Regions from separate parts of the Mus musculus genome. Here region 2 is linked to region 1. The links are chromatin loops, found by intact Hi-C in ENCODE. Cell type or tissue: left cerebral cortex. All regions are shown on one strand. Each heading gives the region's core, and the rest is flanking DNA. Links, peaks and the distances in the headings are about the cores only. Region 1 has its middle 58 kb from the start of Mal2. Region 2 holds the start of Ccn3 (cellular communication network factor 3).

Region 1 (9,464 bases), core at 1,071-9,070:
TGATACTTCAATATCCTGTAGTCTATACATTATTATTCTATCTTATAGCACAGCACTCTGCTAAACTCCTTTACACCCTTACAATAATTATATATAACTTATTTATTTATTTTTACGTATTACTCCCCTTTAAGGACTGAAACTGGTTTTTGTGTTCATTAAGGTATCTCCGGCACCTTGACTAGTGCCTGTTGAGTAAACAGCACTTGAAAAGATAGGAAGAGTGTTTGGAAGGACGGCAAAAATGAATAACGCATCTGCATGCATATGTTCACCTATGTTGCCAGAGTCCGTTGTACTTTGCATGTATCCCTCACCTTGCTTTTAACAGCCCACATTATGATTGCCTATTTTTAAAACATTTTATTACTTTATTTATGTATTTTTCATGGGGTGTGTGCATGCCATAGTGCCCACGTGGAGGTCAGTGGACAGCTTTGCAGAGGTGGTTCTCTTCTTGCACCATGATTGTATATTTCTATAATATATGACCAAGGACAGTTAACACACAGTGACGTATACTTGTTCAGCAGCGGCATCTTGCTGTACTTCTAATATATAGCAACAATTTATAGGGATGTAATAAGCACACGGGTAAATAGAGATCAGTGAAATGAGGAATAAATAAAATATATTTTCTTTTTTTTAAATTAGGTATTTTCCTCATTTACATTTTCAATGCTATCCCAAATGTCCCCCATACCCACCCCCCCAATCCCCTACCCACCCACTCCCCCTTTTTGGCCCTGGTGTTCCCCTGTACTGGGGCATATAAAGTTTGCAAGTCCAATGGGCCTCTCTTTGCAGTGATGGCCAACTAGGCCATCTTTTGATACATATGCAGCTAAAGACAAGAGTTCCCGGGTACTGGTTAGTTCATATTGTTGTTCCACCTAAAAATATATTTTCTGAGCATATGCATCACTGGCATAATTTTGTTTTCTCACCCTTCAAGGTAACCAGTTTCAAACCCGCTTATATGTTTTAATCACTAAATTTCAATATAAAATATCAGAACAAAGTAATTTGTATTTTAACCAGGGTTATTACTTGATTTTTATACAAAGTTGATTTGGTTGTCCTGAATTTAAAACCAGAAACAAACAAACACTTTACTTCTATAGAGAGTTCTTTATTTCTTTCACACTTTGCTCTCATTGAGAGAAATGTTAAGTTTGTATTTAAAAGTAAGAAGGGATTTTCTTTAGAATTATTAAGTTGAAATAGCTACTGTCTGGCAAAAACAAAACAAAAGCAGAATCCTTGATGCACAGAGCCCTAAAAAGGATTCCATATGGCCAACATATCTGCAAATAGCAAAGGTAGTCTATTCACATATGAAACCAAAAGATGCTTATCCAAGTTGTCAGTCTGCATGGTTTCTATAGACCAGCTCCTTTAGTCCACACTGTTGAGATAAGGATTGTATAGCAAGGAGGAAGCAAGAGTCTTCCTTAAGGATATATTTATCCATTTTTCTACCACATTTTATGCCTTTAGCATTTGAAAAATATTGACTGTACTCACAAGTATTAAATTTATGACAGGTTAGTAGGGATTTTTCAGCATAGTTTGATCCAACTGCCGCCTTTGAAGTAGAGTCTCTACTATAATGTACTTTGCCAAATACATATTGGCTGTCTCCTTGAGAACAAGAACAAATGGACTGGAAACATGTTTTGTAAGCCACTTGCTGGGTAGAGAGAGGAACTGGCTGCAGACAGAGTGACCAGCAAACCAGTGAGCTATTTACAGCCCCCATTCAGCTGTATTGAGGAGGTAAGCTAGAGCCAGGACTTCTCTCTGTGATGTCCCATTTATTCTGCTCCATACTATCAACCTGTCAGTGGGAGGGGTAAAGTCTCCAAAAAGGGGGAGTGGTTTGAACTCACACAAAAAGGTGGGAAAATGGAGGTCGGAAGACAGACTCCACAGAGGTTCTTGCAGCCAGTCTGTTGTAAGTGTTGGATGAATTACCCAAGCTCAGGGCTCACCATTTTATCCCTTCATAAAAAATAAGCCCTACAGTATTTGTCCAAAGTGCCAAGTCAAATTACCACAATTCATCACCATAAAATACTTTGCATTCCTTCCCAGCCTGGGCTGGCTTTGTTCTTGGGGAGTTCTTGGAGAATTTTAGGCTTATTGTTCTGAAGCCTCTTATTCTCAACTAAAGATTGGTAAGTATCTGAGACTCGGGTGACTTCACTTACAGGTACTCAGGTGCATTGTGGCTGAGAATTATGGCAGTCTTCCTTTATTCTGATAGCAGGGAGATGGCTGGAAGTAAACCAGGAGTGTCTCGCTGTTGAATATAAGTTAAATGGCAGTTGAAAAAGTACATTTCATTTCAAGATTGGAAACAACTTGATTGAAATGTAGAAAGGGATAAGTATCATTAAATGGAAAAATCTAGAGCAGGTAAAGGGAAAACTGCCTTATACTGCTTGAAAAGTAAATATGCAACAATAACAGAAAAGCAGGCATTCACTTTGAGTATCTATGGTGGACTAGGGAGGAAGGAAATGGGGAAATGGGAAGTGATATAGTTTATTTTAATTTAAAATGGAAAATATCAATTTGTTTTTAAAAAGTTAACAAAAATTTGTTGAGCAGGAACTTCTCAGAATAATTGAAGAATAAATACAAACCAACAGCTGTTTGAAAAAACATTCAATATCCTTATTAACTAAGAGTCCACCTAAGCCAGTTTGAAATGGCTGCCATGAGAAAACAAACAACAAACACGAGTGGAGATACAGGGCAAGAGAAACCCTAAGACACAGCTAGTACAACCACTGTGGAAGTCAGAATGGAAGGCCTCCAAAAACCTAAAAGCAGAGAGGACCAAAGAGATGGCTCAGCACCTAGGAGTGCTCCTTGCTTTTGCAGATGACCCCCAGTTCAATCTCTAGAACACACAAGGTGGATCACAATTATCCTTAACTACAGTTCTAAGGGATTTGGTGCCTTCTTCTGACTCTGTGGATACCAGGCACACATATACATCCTCACAAGAAAAGCACACATACACATAAAACTAACTAAATACATATATAAGAAAATAAAACATTAAGAGGGCAATTTGCTTCTGAAAAAAAATCAAGAAAAATTTAACCTAAAAAGAGAGCTGCTATATAATCTTGTTATACCACTCCCCAAATCTCTCTCCCTCTCCCCACACTGTGTGTGTGTGTGTGTGTGTGTGTGTGTGTGTGTGTGTGTGTGTGTGTGTTAGGGTTCCACAGACATGTCTACACTTCTGTATTTATTACTGCATGTTCACAATAGTATAGTTGTAGAATCTGCCTAGATTCCCATTAACAGGTCAACAGATAAAAGGAGTGTGATACTTATTCAAAATAGGGTAGTGGCCTCTTTTTTTTTAACCATTAAAAAATATAGGATTTAAACAAACACCCAATTTTCCTGTTCTCAATTTGAAACACTTCCTTCAACACAACAGTGTTTATTCAGTTGTAAAGAAGAATTAAGCAATATCATTGGCAGAAGAATGGATGGAACTGGAGGTCATCATGACAAATGAAAGAAGACAAACTGAGAAAGACAAATAGCACATGTTTTCTGTCATATGCACAGTCTTTGTGCATGCACACGCACACACCCACATGCATGCACACACACACGTGCATACACACGCACACGTGCATGCACACGCATACAGAGAGAGGGGGGACTGAGCGAGAGGAGGGAGAGGGAAAGAAGACTATGTTTGAGGAGGACTAACTCGGGGTGGCAGAAGAAAGCATTACATATGGTGAGAAATACAAATATGGCATTATTTTCTCCCATGCCAAGTGACATGGTTTGAATCAGAATGTCCCTGAAAGGCTCATGAATTAAACTTTGTCTCCCAGATGATAATATTACATTGACCCTTGTCTCAGTTATGGGTTACTATTGCTGAGATCAAACACCATAGCCAAATGCAGCTTGAGGAGGAAAGAATTTATTTGGCTTACACATCTATATCCCTGTTCATCATCAAAGGAGGTCAGGGCAGGGACTCAGAAAGGGCAGGAACCTGGAGATAGAAGCCCATGAAGAAGTACTGCTCACTGGTTTCCCCTTTATGACTTGTTCAGCCTGCTTTCTCATGGAACCCAGGAATACCAGCCCAGCAATAGCACCTCCCACAATAGACCAGAACCTCACCCATCAATCACTAAGAAAATGCCCTTCAGACTGGTCTGCAGCCCGTATTATGAAGCCATCTTCTCAGTTGAGGTTTTCTCATCTCAAATGAGACTTTCATCTCAAATGGCTGTGTCAAGTTAACATAAAACTATCCAGGACCACCTTCCTCTAGCTGGAGAAAGTGGGCCACGGGAGGATGCTCATGGATGAATTGTCCCTAGCTCTGTCTTAACATGCATTCTCTGCTTCCTCATCTTCCAGGAACTGAGTAGCTGTTGTCGCCTGCTGCTTCCTCCCAGCATAGAGCATCCTGAGCCACCATGTCATCCCTGCCATGGGCCCATCTGTTACTGGCCTGGACGCAGACTACTGAAGCCTGTGGTTATGTGACAGTGTAGATCCTTGGGTCTGGGAGTTCCAGTCTCAAGCATTAGTTTGTTGGGTTGTTTTTTTGCAAGGGCTGGTGCTATAATAGGCTACAGCATCAAGCGTGGTGGTGAGATATGTCTGGAGGGTTTACCAGTGACTACCCTGAAGTTTGAGGATGTGGGCTTTCCAGTGCTGAGTTTCACTGAGATAGCCTCGGCCTTAGGGTTCAGGGAAAGTATTATTATACTCCCTGCTCCCAGATGGAGGGTGTGTTCTGTACCATCTGTGATAAGGGGAGAGATGACACCCATCATTCAACACTCTCCTCCCTTAGCCCTTCAATGCTGCTTTTCTTATTCCTGCTCTGTCCCCAAGTGCTGGAACCTTCCTTTCAACAAAAGCCAAATGAGACAAGCTCACAGACAACATCACATGAAATGATGAAAACTTCAAAGTTATTTTGCGAATATCAGAAAAAGACTCATCATTTTTGCCAGTTAAACAGTCATTACAGTGCTAGATTGGTCCCAGTTGGAATTATTAAGAATTATTAGGCAAGAGAAAGGAATGAGGAACAGGAGAAGTCTAAAGGGGAGAATATTATCTTGTTAGAATGCATGCTTTCACACATAGGAAACCCTGAAGTTTCTTCTTCTTCTTCTTCTTCTTCTTCTTCTTCTTCTTCTTCTTCTTCTTCTTCTTCTTCTTCTTCTTCTTCTTCTTCTTCTTCTTCTTCTTCTTCTTCTTCTTCTTCTTCTCTCTCCTCTCTCTCTCTTCCTCTCTCTCTCTCCTCTCTCTCTCTCTCTCTCCTCTCTCTCTCCTCTCTCTCTCTCTCTCTCTCTCTCTCTCTCTCTCTCTCTCTCTCTCTCTCTCTCTCTCTCTCCTCTCTCTCTCTCATTCCCCTTTTCCACTAGTAAATAAGAGCAGGAAAACTGTAAGGCACAAAATCAGTGCATTTCTATAAACTATCCTACATATTGCTAATGAACTATTCAAAAATAAATCAAGAAAATAATCCCATTTACAACAGTTTTAAAAAAATAAAATTAAACTCTTAGAAATAGACTTAACCAAAGATTTGGGGAAATCATGTATTGAAACATATAAAACTGGTTTAAAACGTGGATTAATGTGCAAATAAGTAAAAAGATATTCCATGTTTGTGGGTCAAAAGTTTAGTTTTGTTAGAATGCCCATGCTACCTAGAATAATGTACAGATTCAGTGTGAGCCCTCAACTTACCAACACAATATTTTATAGAACTTCCAACTCCCAGGGTGGTGATGGCATTTACTTGTTTTCTTTAGCTGTTCACTCTGTGCATTTGTGTAGGTGTCTCCATCTGGAACTTTATTTTAAGTCTGGTTTGCATGCCAGGCGCAATTTGTAGAACACTTTGAATCTCTCTTGAGAAAGTTAATATAGAATTCTGTTCAGGATGGAAGCAATAGCTACCAAGTATTTTTGCATGCAGAACTCAAACCCACTGAAGGTTCCTGAGGAACCAGTATGACACTAAGAGTATACACTCCATAAACAGAACATAGGCCAGGGTTGCACACAAAATGAACTCAGACCTTTGTTTAAATACGTGGAAGGTTAGTACATCCTCCATTCTGCTATCATGTCCCACAAATTACTTCATTTCAGAGTTAACCCATAGAAATAATGAAACCTTCTCCCCATTAAAAGTTACTTTGCCTTGCAGTGAGCACTTGGATCTTAGAATCACTGATGCATAGATAATAGCATTCAAAACCAACAGCCTGGGTCAGAGTGTGGCTCAAGTTGCACACTTACTTAGCAAATGTGAGATTTATGCTCAGTCCCTAGCACTGAAGAAGAAAGTGTGCAACTCCCTGCCATAAGTGTGTCTACCAGTATAGTGCAAACTCAACCAAAAGAAAGTGGCATAGGACTAACCCAGTCAATCACAGACTAATTGGGGAGAAACTTGTATTTGAGGTAGTTGTGAGCAACAATAAGATGAGGTAGTCTGTGTTTACAATGCTTGCTTATGTTGTGTTTCATACTGAAAAGTGGGAGAAGACAAAAAACCCAGTAATGCCATGTGAAGCCATCTGACTATTTTCTCCATCTAACCTCAAACTCCTTAAAGGGATTGTTTGGGTTCTCTTGAATAAGGTCAACCTTCCCAAAGCAGCAGTAAATACATGACTGTCCTAGTGGGAGGTCCTGCATCTCAGCTTTGACCTATACCCAGAGTACCTTTCTGACCACACCCAACACTATGTCCCTATCAGTTGTCTTCTAGTAATAGTGATAAAGCATTCGTTGCATCTTTTTTCCTGAATACATCTTAGACTGTTTAAAAATCAAAAAACAGGTGTGTCTGTGTGTGTGTGTGTGTACATGTGTGTGAGTGCACACACACTTACACACACATGCAATTCAACCATCTTTTAAGTCCCTAGTAGTTAATCTCCATTGTCCAAATTCCCATTAATGCAAAAGGAAGATGTCTCAAGCTCCTATTTCATGTATTTACAATGCTACTTCCTTCATTCTGGATGCCTGCTCAGATTCATTGCATCACGGACATATTTTCCCATATGTTCACAAAAGCTGCTAGTAACTTGCTACATTATTATGTCACAGATGTGCATGGCTTAGCCCACATTTCATTTCCCAAAGCACCAAGTATGAAAAGCGTTTGCAAGACTTTTTACTCTTGAGTAGGCAGGGCTACTGGGCAGCAACTAGGATGTACAGTTTGACAGACCCTTATTCATATGCAACAATGGAATTCAATTGTTGCTCACTGAGCAACTCAGCTGAGCCCACTGCTCATCTTCTTGCTCACAATCTGGTCTGCTACTCTCTCTCCTACCCACTCTGTCAGCCTTATTTCTCATGTTCTCTCTCTCTCTGCCATGGTTACCAGCTAACAGTGTGCAGTCCTCTTTTACTAACAGAGATCAGTTCACACTCTATCTCCTTCTGTGTAGATTAGTTTGGGAATATGCATTTGCATATTGATCTTGGTGAGTTTGTTTGCAAAGGAATGTTTTTTTCATTAGTGCCAACCTTGGCCCATACAATAGTCAAGTAAAAACCATAGTTAACTTTAAAGAAATAGAATATTTCTCCATGTATTTTCATATTAGCCCAAATGTTACCACCTCAGTATTTCTACATACTGGTTGAAATCCATCATTTTAGTAATACTTATCAATTTTTCTTCTATGTTCCAGGCACTGTGCTAAATAGGTAGGGATATAAATACCTAGCTTTGGCCCCAGGTAACTTAAAGATGAATACAAAGACAGTTAAAACATGTTAAAATCATTTTTTCCTGGGAAGATAAACCCAGGGTTCATAGTAGACCTGGGAAACATTGAAATCCCAGGCCTAGAATGTGCAGAGGGGTAAATTGTGTCTAAAAACACATCCTGGTCCTATTCCTTGATATCTGCACAGAAAGATTCATTTAAATATAATTAATATACATATACCAAGGTAATAAATCCTACTCTAGAATTAAAAATCATCCTAAATATAATCTGTGACCACCCAAGATCAGTCCCTGCAACCACATACTAGAAGGACAGAACAAATTCTGTCAAATTGTTGTCTGACAATACCTGTTTCATGAAACCCTCACTTCCCACACTACACACTCACTAAGTAAATTAAATATCTTTCAATAACCAGATGATATGAAAACCCAGGGTAAAGACTATGGGAAGATGAACAGAGAATTTAAAGTCTTGTTATCACAAGCCAAGAAACATCCCACCAGAAAGTTAAAAAACTAAAAACAAAAATCTTTTTGAGTGAAGCCTGGTTAAAAATAAACAAACCCATGCCCCAGGAGGGGAAAACAAACAACCCACTACTAGTGGCAGTTAGCTAAATGGACGTAGCATCAATCTACCTCCTAAGTATCTATGTCTACAGCCTTAGACAAAAGCTACTCTCAACCCTAATCAAAAAGCTATTTGCAGTGAACTGCTGTGAATGCAGAAACTCCTGTCTGCCACAGATGCTGAGAGTAAGTGACAGATGAAACCTCAGCCTTAAAGGAGTGATTTATACTGCTCATCCAAGGCTCAAAGGAATTTGTGGAAGAGAAAATGAAAGAATTTAACAGCCAAAAGACAAGGAGAAACCTTAAAACTCTGTCCTCTAGATGGGACGCAACCAAAGTAATTCTGACCTTCCTTCCATCTGTAGGTCTACAGAAAAGTGCTTCAACAACCAGACATGAATGAAAGTAGGGTTTATGGGACACTACCCCTTACTGATGAACTACAGGCTACTGATAGATTCTGGTAGAGGGGTAACAGCTGTCTTCAGTTTCATTCCCACTGATATATGCCTTAAGCTCTGCCCCAAAGTACACAGAGAGCCCTGGCCAGACCTGGAGAGACACAAATGAAATAGACATGAATGTTGGAAAGAGACTAGTAGGGAGGAAATATGGTGGAAAGCTGTCCAAAAGGAGCTATATGCCCTAAGTGAGTTATGTCTGCACCATTGTGACAAAAATACCAACCAAGGAGTATACATGGAGAGACCTATGGCTCCAGTTGCATATGTAGCAGAGGATGGCCTTGTTGGGCATCAGTGGTAGGACAGGCCCTTGGTCCTGTGAAGGCTAGGTGCCCCAGTGTAGGGGAATGCCAGGCAGGGAGGTGGGAGTGTGGGGGTGGGTAAAGGAACACCCTCATAGAAGCAGGGAGAAGGAAGATGGGATAGAAGGTTTCTGGGGTGGGAGACTGGGGAAGGAAATTACATTTGAAATGTAAATAAAGAAAATATCCAAGAAAAAATAGAACAAAAGAAAAAAGTCTATGATCAGCTCATGGTGTCAGGTTTCAGTATGTTATGACAGAAAGGTATACTCATGGTGGCAGGCATATGTGCCAGAGGCTGTTCACACCATGGTGGACCACAAAGCAAAAATCTCCACT
Region 2 (9,464 bases), core at 672-8,671, 120 kb after region 1:
TGTACCTACAGGCATGCATGTGTGTTTGCTTCTGTGTGTGTGCATGTGTGCATACGTGCATGCGTGCATGTGTTGCATGTAGAGATCAGAGGTCAAAATTAGCTGTTTTCTTCCATCATGTTTCACCTTGATTTGGGAGACGAGATCTCCCACTGAACCTGGAGCTCACGGATTATGGTAGCCTGGCTTCGCAGCGAGTTGGGATATGCCTGTTTCTGTATACTTGGTGCTATAAAACTAAGGAAAGTTCTCCAAGTACATCCTGGGTAGGAGTATTGTCTGATAAGTAATGAGGTTAGAGTAGACTAAGAACATGCAGACAAGAGCCTCTATTGTCAAATATAGAAGGAGGAAAAGTGAAGAGAGGGAAAGATGGAGGACAAAAAAAAAAAAAAAACCCTATACCACTATGGTTGGCTATCTAGGCCAGCAACTTAGCAAGAATTTCCAATAAGGACTTCACAGAGACCTCAACTCTCACAAAATCTTAATTGTAGAGTGATAAAAGAGACCAGCAAGCCATACCAGATTGGCTTCGAGGACAACAGGAAGCCTTATGTGACATAGGTACTACCAGATGGTCTTGTCTTCAGGTCATAGTTGTTTTGATTTGTGGATCTTTATTCCGACCTTCTGAGTAGACCAGAGAATGGAAGTGTATTGTTCTGTTTGCCAGGTTTCCTCTCTTTCTAAAGAACAGTCCCCCTCTCCTAAGAAACTGCTTTTGCTTTCTCTTCCACCAAACTTTCTCGTTTCCTCAGATGACCCCAGACTGATTCCTGGGTTTCCCTTTCCTTAATTTCTCTAAGTTGAATCTAATACAAAGGGATGTTCCTTCTATGGCAATGTGGCCATAAAAGTCAGGGACTTGAACGAATCATCCCTCCCTTTGTAGGGAAGAGGCTGGTGTATGTTGTCGAAACGCAGAGAAAATATAAGGACCATTAAAGAGACTTGGTCTTGGCAGTCGTCAGTGCCCTCACAGCCATCCTGTGGACTTAGATTTTTCAGAACCTACTTTAATTAGTGTTCTTAAATGCATTAACCTCCCGTCTAGCTCACCAACCAGAGGTAACACAAGAAGAAGTTTAATAGGAAAGAGGGTTTGTAAACCTGTTTAGAAGTAGTTCTTTGGGGCAATTACAATCTTCTGTGTCAATATATCAGCAGTCCAATCCAATAGCAAACGCCAAACAGGAATCAGTAGCAGAAGCTCGATCCGGCAGAAACTGCAAGGCTCCACTGAATTGGCACAGGTCAGCGGAAGTGGCAAGAATCAGTCAGAATACCACGAGAAGTTCTTTGATGCATATCTCTCTACGAAGTGATGACCAGCTAAGACCAGCTGAGCGTTGCAAGGCAGAGCAATGCAAGAGCATCCTATCACTCTCTGTGGGGTTACATTTATATTTTTTCTAAACATCACGAGCCCTCTCAAGTGTCCTCTCCAGCAAATCATCACATGCCCTCTCATGTGTCTGCTTCAGCAAAACATCCTCTCATGTGTCTGCTTCGGCAAAACATCCTCTTACAAGACAGCTTCCAGAAAAACATCATGGGACACAACTGAGTTTCCAAAGAAACCAGAAATTTTCACTTCATATCCCCTTTTCTGTTTAAAAATCATCTCTAACATTAACAATCTACACACAACAGAAATAAAAGAACCATAAAACTAGAACTTTACATCATATTTTAAAGAAAGCTGCATATGTACAATATATCAAACAATAGCCAAACAAAACAACCTTAAATTTCTATCACGATATATTAAACCATGCCAAAGTAAAATATTTAAGACCGGTATACTTAATTTTTATTTTAAAAACTTATTTATTGTTATTCCCTTTTCCTTTATTTATTATTGCTTTCTCCCGTCATAAGATAAGAAAGTTCATTTTAAGAAAGGAAAACAGGGGAGTAAAATCCATGATTTAAAGCTTACTTTGTTTCCTCCCTGGTCATGACCATTAACAACCTACCACCCTAGATGATTACAACCATAACACATCAAATGACCAAAACCATCCACCACAACCTAAGGGACAAGGACCACAGGTTTCTTATAATTGCATCCTGCTGAACTGGGGTAAAAAAAATGTGTTTGGGCTCCGCCCAAAAAAATGGTTCGACTTTAGAGAGCTAGCTGTAGCATTTGTTGCCCAGTCTCTGTGTTGTCTGTCCAGTCTCTGTGTGATCAATCTTTCGGGTAGTCTAGGTTGTTTTACATTCATATTTTGGAGAAATCAGTAACTGAGACAGTCTGTGAGAGTCAGGGCTATTTGCTTGGTGGTGACATTCATGTCTCAGCTGATAAAAGGTTTTCTCTGATCAGATCTAATCTTTGTAAGCTTTGTGAGTAACCACATTTTTTTATTCCCTGTAAATACATATGCATAACCACGACCCCGTCTTAAAACTGTTGCAGGTCTCCATACTAATGTCAACACACCCTTAGAGTATATTGGTTGGCTTAGTACCTCAGGGGTTTTTTTTTTTCCAATAATCCAGTGTCTTTCTGCTGGTATTGTTCCTTTTTCACCAATATTAAGAAAATTTAGAGTTAACAAAGCATTATTTAGGCTGCCCCTGGGATTTTCTACTCTTCCTTTTTGTTTAATAAGCATCTCTTTTAAGATATGCATGGCTCTTCCTATAATTGCTTATCTTGTGGGATTGTGTGGTGTACCAGTAATATGTTTTATATTGTAATATGCAAAAAATTGCTGTATCTTATTGGATACATATGCAGGAGCATTATCAGCCTTAATTTGTGCATAATGCCCTATTAAAACCCTCCTTTAGGCAAAGCTTAGTCAAGTTTAGTTTCTAGAATTCACCAGCAGGAGTCTTTAAAACAGTGAAATGAATTATCTATCCTGTCTATCCTGTATGAAAGACACACAATCCAGGCATTTTATTTACAAGCTATAAATCTAGATTGGGCAGATTTGGGAGCTTTTCAAACTTATATCCTGCCCGTATGACTCTTGTTACTTGCAGTTTTCTTCTAGCCAGATGCTCATGGTCCATGTCCTGTCATGGTGGCTTCCTCCTCTCTTGGTTTCCTTTCTTCTCTCCCAGTCTCTCTACCTGTGATCCCCAGCCAGGTAACTGAAAACCCACCTATTTTATCAACTATCCAATCAAGAGCTTTAGCCTTTTACTGACCAATTAACTTAGGGAACAAGGTTACATAGCATCACTTGGTATACAGGAGGATTTGTTCACTGGGGTAACCAAATCTCAGGAGCCAGTATTCAGCATTTGAATACATAACAGCACCAGATTAGCCATAACATAGAAGTGTGTCTGCCATTTCCTTGTCCTTAAATTACACCTTTCTTCCCTTCCTCACCCTTTCCCAGACTGAAGCCCAAACTCAGTGCTGTGCCCAATTCCTTTGCCCAAAGTTAGCTTCCATTTAATCAGGCACTAAAATTCAACATCCCAAGAGCCACCCTGGAGAGGGTCAAGAATCAGCGATTTTGGGAGACGTGCGCTCTCATTGTCTCGGATGTGCAGCTGGATGGAAGCATGGCAGAGCCAGGTGATACATGAGCCCCACTAACCTGATGGACGCCTCCAATCAGATGTGCAAATTAGCTCCCCTACCTCTGCCTAAACTTTGCATGCTTCTCATCCAGAGTGTGCCAAACAAAAGCAGAATTGTCACCATTGTGGGAATGCATCTGAGCAGTTCTGAGCTCTAAAAGAATAGCCATAAAGGAGGTAGAAGTGACTGTGCCATCTTGGAGTATTAGAGGGACAGCCCGGGCTCCCTATGCACTCTGCCATTGGTTTCCCTCCTGCTGAAGGTCAGTAATGCAAGGGCAATTTGTTTCTTTGTAAAGTCTAGAGCTATACAAGCCTGTATAATCTTGCTCACCAAGTGTTTTGTTTGTTTGGTTGGTTGGTTGGTTGGTTGGTTGGTTGGTTGATTTGGTTTGGTTTGGTGATTTGAAGTAGCTATCCTCAAGAGGGCTGCGTGCGCATAGTCCCTCCCCACCAAGGGGCATAATACTGAAGTCAAGGCGAAAACATGTTTTAAATCTGTTGGTCACTTTTTTGGTTTTGTTTTGTTTTGTTTTGTTTTGTTTTGTTTTTTTAAGACAGGGTTTCTCTGTATAGCCCTGGCTGTCCTGGAACTCACTTTGTAGACCAGGCTAGCCTCGAACTCAGAAATCCATGTGTCTCTGCCTCCCAAGTGCTGTGATTAAAGGTGTGCGCCACTGCCTGCTGGTCATTTTTGAAGGGGTCAAACTTGCTCTCTATTTCTTCTGACAGAAGGGAAGCATACCTCAGCACATCACCTTTTTCTTTTGCAAATGAATGCCAGCTGGAGAGTCAAGTCAAGCAGGAAGCATCCTCTCTCAGGCTCCTGCTCCATTCATGGGGCACTGAGTGCAAGCCAGTGAGGCAGTTAGAAGCAGTTTTACATCTGATGTCATATGGCAGATGCTTCAAGACTTTTCCTCTACTAGAAAACGTCTCCCTGCTCCCGTTTTTATTTGTGTTCCATTGTTTCATGTTTATTTCTACTGAGCATGTAGAACTTGGGTTTTAAGACTTTGCAAATCTTGGCGTGATTACAATCAGAAGAATTTGGCCATTTGGCCAATAGCAGCCCCCAACTCTGATGAAGTGACTCTTTTCTGTTATTTCATTTCCCTCGTGTGTGTGTGTGTGTGTGTGTGTGTGTGTGTGTGTGTCGTGTCGTGTCCTTTCCTCCTACCCACCCCCTCAAAATATTTCAAAGAGTCCCCCAATAAAGGGTGACAAACTTGCATGTGCTTCCCTTATGACTAAACTTCTGGGCCTCTGGCCAATCCCTGCCCAGCTCATATGGCTCCAAACTTTAAGCATCCCGATCAAGAGCTCCACATTTGTAGCTCTGGTTGGAACTGTGAGGGCGGAGGGTGCTAGGAAGTAGCGGTGTCAGGGGGAAGGTGAAGCAACCACCCAGAGGAAGAGGGTGTTTCCTTCTCACGAGCTGTAGCTGGCTCGGGGTCTTGGCCTCCGGGCTCCACCCAGTCCCTCCCTGTGCTCAGGGAAAAGCCAGTCCACTCACTCACACACACACACACACACACACACACACACACACACACACACACACACAGAGGCATACTCAGGCCGGGCGCCACGCCCTAAGGAGAGCTGCCTTGGGGCCCATCACCAAGGCAACCGCGGAGCTCCTTCTATTTCCCCACCCAGCTGATTCCCCCCACCCCACCCCCTCCTCCCAGTGCAGCCAACCGGTTTTGCGTCCCTGGAGCGCACTATAAAACCTGCACGGGTGGCGCTCGCCGCTCAGCCAGACCTGGGTGAAGGGGCAGTCCCATCTCCAGCCTGTAACAGCCCTAGCAGGCAGAACATGAGCCTCTTCCTGCGAAAGCGATGCCTCTGCCTAGGCTTCCTGCTCTTCCATCTCTTAAGTCAAGTAAGTGGCGCACGCTTAAGATGCCCCCGATTACTTGGACCTCCTGGACTGCCTCTGGTCCGTCCCGGGCTCACCCTGCCTTGGTTCGCCCCTGATAACCTGAGTTCGTTTTCTTGTCTCGTCGATCTTCCTAGGTCTCTGCATCTCTGCGCTGCCCTTCTCGGTGCCCACCCAAGTGCCCCAGTATATCACCGACCTGCGCCCCCGGGGTGCGCTCGGTGCTGGACGGCTGCTCCTGCTGTCCGGTGTGCGCCCGCCAGCGCGGGGAGAGTTGTTCTGAGATGAGACCCTGTGACCAGAGCAGTGGTCTCTACTGTGACCGCAGCGCAGACCCCAACAACCAGACTGGCATTTGCATGGGTAATCCTACCTCCATTCCCACCCTGCTGTCCCCTTCTTGGCCTGACCTCTCCTCTGGCAGCTAGGTGAAACTTGGCCCTCTTTTTTTACTTTCCCAGAGAACTAAGCAAAAACATTTGTAGCAATAGTGCAGTACAGTAATTGACATGTGTGGAGAGCTTTCAATGTACCGGGTATCAGGCTGAGAGGAAACATGCACCGTGCAGGTAGGTCACTTGCCGCCTAGAGAAGGGATGAAAACAGAGTTAAGGGCCAGAGTTTGGCCAGCTCCAGGGGAACACTTGGGGTGATGGAAGTATGAGCTTACCCCCAGGTCTATAGTCCCCCTCTGCCTCCACCCCCCACCCGCAGCAGCCCAGAGAGTTTGCTTTCACACCTGTAATTGTCCTAATTGGAGCCAAAGCAACTCCTTCTCCTGGGAGGACTATGACACTCCAATCTGAGCTACAGTAAAATAAAATGCAGGCAACTCACCAACCGAGACTTATGGGAAGTAATCAATGGGAGATCAATTTCCCATCAGGTACTGTAATTAGGGTCATACCTACCACCCTTGGTAAGAGTCTGAAGCGCTCTCTGTCTCTCTCTCTCTCTCTGTCTCTCTCTCTGTCTCTCTCTCTCTCTGTCTCTCTCTCTGTCTCTCTCTCTCTCTCTGTCTCTCTCTGTCTCTCTCTGTCTCTCTCTCTGTCTCTCTCTGTCTCTCTCTCTCTCTCTCTGTCTCTCTCTCTCTGTCTCTCTCTCTCTGTCTCTCTCTCTCTCTCTCTCTCTCTCTCTCTCTCTCTCTCTCTCTCTCTCCCTCCCTCCCTTTCAGCTAGTGGTGACATACTGTGCTTCAATATCAAGAAAACTTAATGCCTTTCCCAATCTGACCAGTGAACCTATTTGGTTGTAAATCCTAAACTACTACAGAAGATGACTCTTTGGAGACCATCTCTTCTTTAGAGAATAGGGTCTCTGGAGCATGACTTCAGCATCTATTCTGGTCTTTGTTCTGTGTTTCTGTCTTAGAAATGAAATCATTTCGGGGTAGGTACTTTTGAAAGGAAGTAGAGATGTGTCAGAAGCCATCAATTAACCAGAATATGTGTATTGCCATGTGCAGAGTCTGCAGTATTTACAGTCCTCTTTGCTCACTCATGAGAACTAGGTGAAGAAAGGAGGACCAGGTGGGATTGGTGCCTTCTCCTCCTTCTGGAAGCAACCGCAAGGACTTATCTCTCTTTAAGACATATACTAAGCCAGTCATCTGCACTAGAAAATGAAGAACTTCTGACCATGTCCTACCATTTTACACAGCTTCCAGTTGAATTACACGTTTCTCTCTTTCTCTCCTCTTCCCTTTGCCTTCCTGCCTGAATATTCTAGTTCCAGAGGGAGACAACTGTGTGTTCGATGGGGTCATTTACCGCAACGGAGAGAAGTTTGAGCCGAACTGTCAGTACTTCTGCACCTGCAGAGATGGGCAGATTGGCTGTCTGCCCCGCTGCCAGCTAGACGTGCTACTGCCGGGTCCTGACTGCCCAGCTCCGAGAAAAGTCGCAGTGCCAGGGGAGTGCTGCGAAAAGTGGACCTGTGGCTCAGACGAGCAGGGGACGCAGGGGACGCTGGGAGGCTTGGCCCTTCCAGGTGAGAAACCCAGCAGACGTGGGACAGTTAAGGGGAAATCTAGTCACAATGCAGGTGTGACTCTGGGATTTAAGATGAGGCGCTGCTTTCCATCCCATTGTGAACTACAGATCGCCCAAACAAGATCAAACGCATCATTTATTTAACTCTGAGCTAGATTACTGAAATATGCGCACAGCCTCTGTTTTAAAGGGGCCCAATAGAGACAGCCACAGTGTTTCATTTTTGCCTTCTGAGAGAGAGAGAGAGAGAGAGAGGAAGGAAGGAAGGAAGGAAGGAAGGAAGGAAGGAAGGAGGAAGGAAAGAAAGAAAGAAAAAAAGAAAGAGAGAGAGAGAGAGAGAGAGAGAGAGGAAGAAAGAAAGAAAGAAAGAAGGAAAGAAAGAAAGAAAGAAAGAGAGAAAGAAAGAAAGAAAGAAAGAAAGAAAGAAAGAAAGAAAGAAAGAAAGAAGAAATCTCTTTTCTGTGATAGTTTTTTGTTGTTGTTCTTAATTTGGCTGGCTCTGCTTGCTCATCAGAATTAAAATGTGACATTGGGGAAATGCCTCAGTTGGTAAAGTAATATGGTGCAGGTGTGAGAACCTCAGTTGGACCCTCAGTATTCTTAAAAAACAAAAACAAAAACCCTGCCTGGGGTCACTAGCCAAACTAATCAAGTAGCCCCAGATTTCAGTGACTATGCTTGTGAAGAACAACACTGAAGGTAGATTTGTGGCCTCTGTACACATGTGCATGCACACCTTCAAACACATGGGCATACACACACACACACACACACACACACACCCCTGAACAAATATACAAAAATTAAACTGTTAACATGAACTTCTTGTGTACCAAATCATGTATTGAAAATTCAGCGTATGATGGTATATGTTCTTAAGTACATATAATTACTAAGTTTCTTAGGGCAACTTGTCCTAAGCTTCTTGGGGTTCGGTGAATAAAGATTTGTTGAAATCCTACATTGTGCCCTACCTATTAAGGGATTGTACATAAACCTAGTGCTGTGTTCTGCAAAACTGGTATATATCAGCTACAGAATTAAAATTTATGATCTAGTGTTTTCTGAGAGATAACACTTATATCTCCATCCTTTAGTGTAATAATGATTTATGCCTTCAATAGCCTATAGACCGGAAGCCACCGTAGGAGTTGAAGTCTCTGACTCCAGCATTAACTGCATTGAGCAGACGACGGAGTGGAGCGCATGTTCCAAGAGCTGTGGAATGGGCGTGTCCACCCGGGTCACCAACAGGAATCGCCAGTGTGAGATGGTAAAACAGACTCGTCTCTGCATCGTTCGGCCTTGTGAACAAGAGCCCGAGGAAGTAACAGACAAGGTAGGAACCTATCCCTTTATACCAGTGGCCTTGACTCCTTGGAGCCTGGCCTCTAGAAAGTCACTGTCACACTAGCTGAAAAAAAAGAAAACAATATGCCCTAGGTGGGCATTAACCCAAACAAAGAGCATGGAGCACCCTGAATCAAAATCAGTACCTCCCATCTTTCATTTTTAACATACACAAATGCTCCCAGGAAACTCACAGCAGGTCTACAAACACATGGGAAAGGATGCAGAGCTATAATACTTTATCCTAATGAGGATGCTCTAGTAAATCAAATCCCATACCTGGAGGGAAAAAGTAGCTTTCTAATTGTGAAGAAGAGCTGCCTTTAGCAAAGTTAGCTTTTTAAATAAACCAGGTATGAGCTATAGGACTAGGATAAAGACTATGCCTGCTTTACTCATCTTGCAGTCCAAAGATCCTACTATGTGCCCTGGAATATATTGTGTACATAATAAACAGCTGTCAGCAAATGCATGAATGGATGTCTGGGAATTATGAACAATATTTTCAAAAGCCTGGTAGACACAGTACGTTTGCCAGAGTAAGGCAACAGGAGCCAAATGAAACAACATATTTCCTCCCAACCACCACCACCTTCTTTTTGTTGTTGATGGAATTATGTCAACACAGTATGTTGATTCTAGGTATAAAGATCGGGAGCCCTAATTGGTTCCTGATGACATAA

Evidence for each region. Hi-C counts contacts between places; a loop is a spot of excess contacts. Peaks named below come from ENCODE experiments on the same cell type or tissue, not always from the same donor. Only the 100,000 strongest peaks of a DNase experiment are listed, where the experiment ranks them.
Region 2: a loop joins it to region 1, with 11 times the contacts of the local background. A loop is called at or near these places in 3 of 42 quality-filtered maps.

Annotation. Positions count from the first base shown.
Region 1 is chr15:54,624,475-54,633,938 of GRCm38, forward strand. No RefSeq gene overlaps it. Among named protein-coding and RNA genes, the nearest start is that of Mal2, 58 kb to the left of the region's middle. In left cerebral cortex, for the core only: no CTCF peak of the experiment used is centred there; DNase peaks (open chromatin) are centred at 1,352, 5,879 and 7,213; H3K27ac peaks cover 2,643 bases.
Region 2 is chr15:54,740,595-54,750,058 of GRCm38, forward strand. It overlaps Ccn3 (cellular communication network factor 3), which reads left to right and starts at 5,316. Exons shown (of 5, transcript NM_010930.5): 1 at 5,316-5,443; 2 at 5,578-5,803; 3 at 7,169-7,429; 4 at 8,556-8,770. The coding sequence starts at 5,378. In left cerebral cortex, for the core only: no CTCF peak of the experiment used is centred there; DNase peaks (open chromatin) are centred at 4,449, 4,846, 5,202 and 5,652; H3K4me3 peaks cover 2,012 bases; H3K27ac peaks cover 897 bases.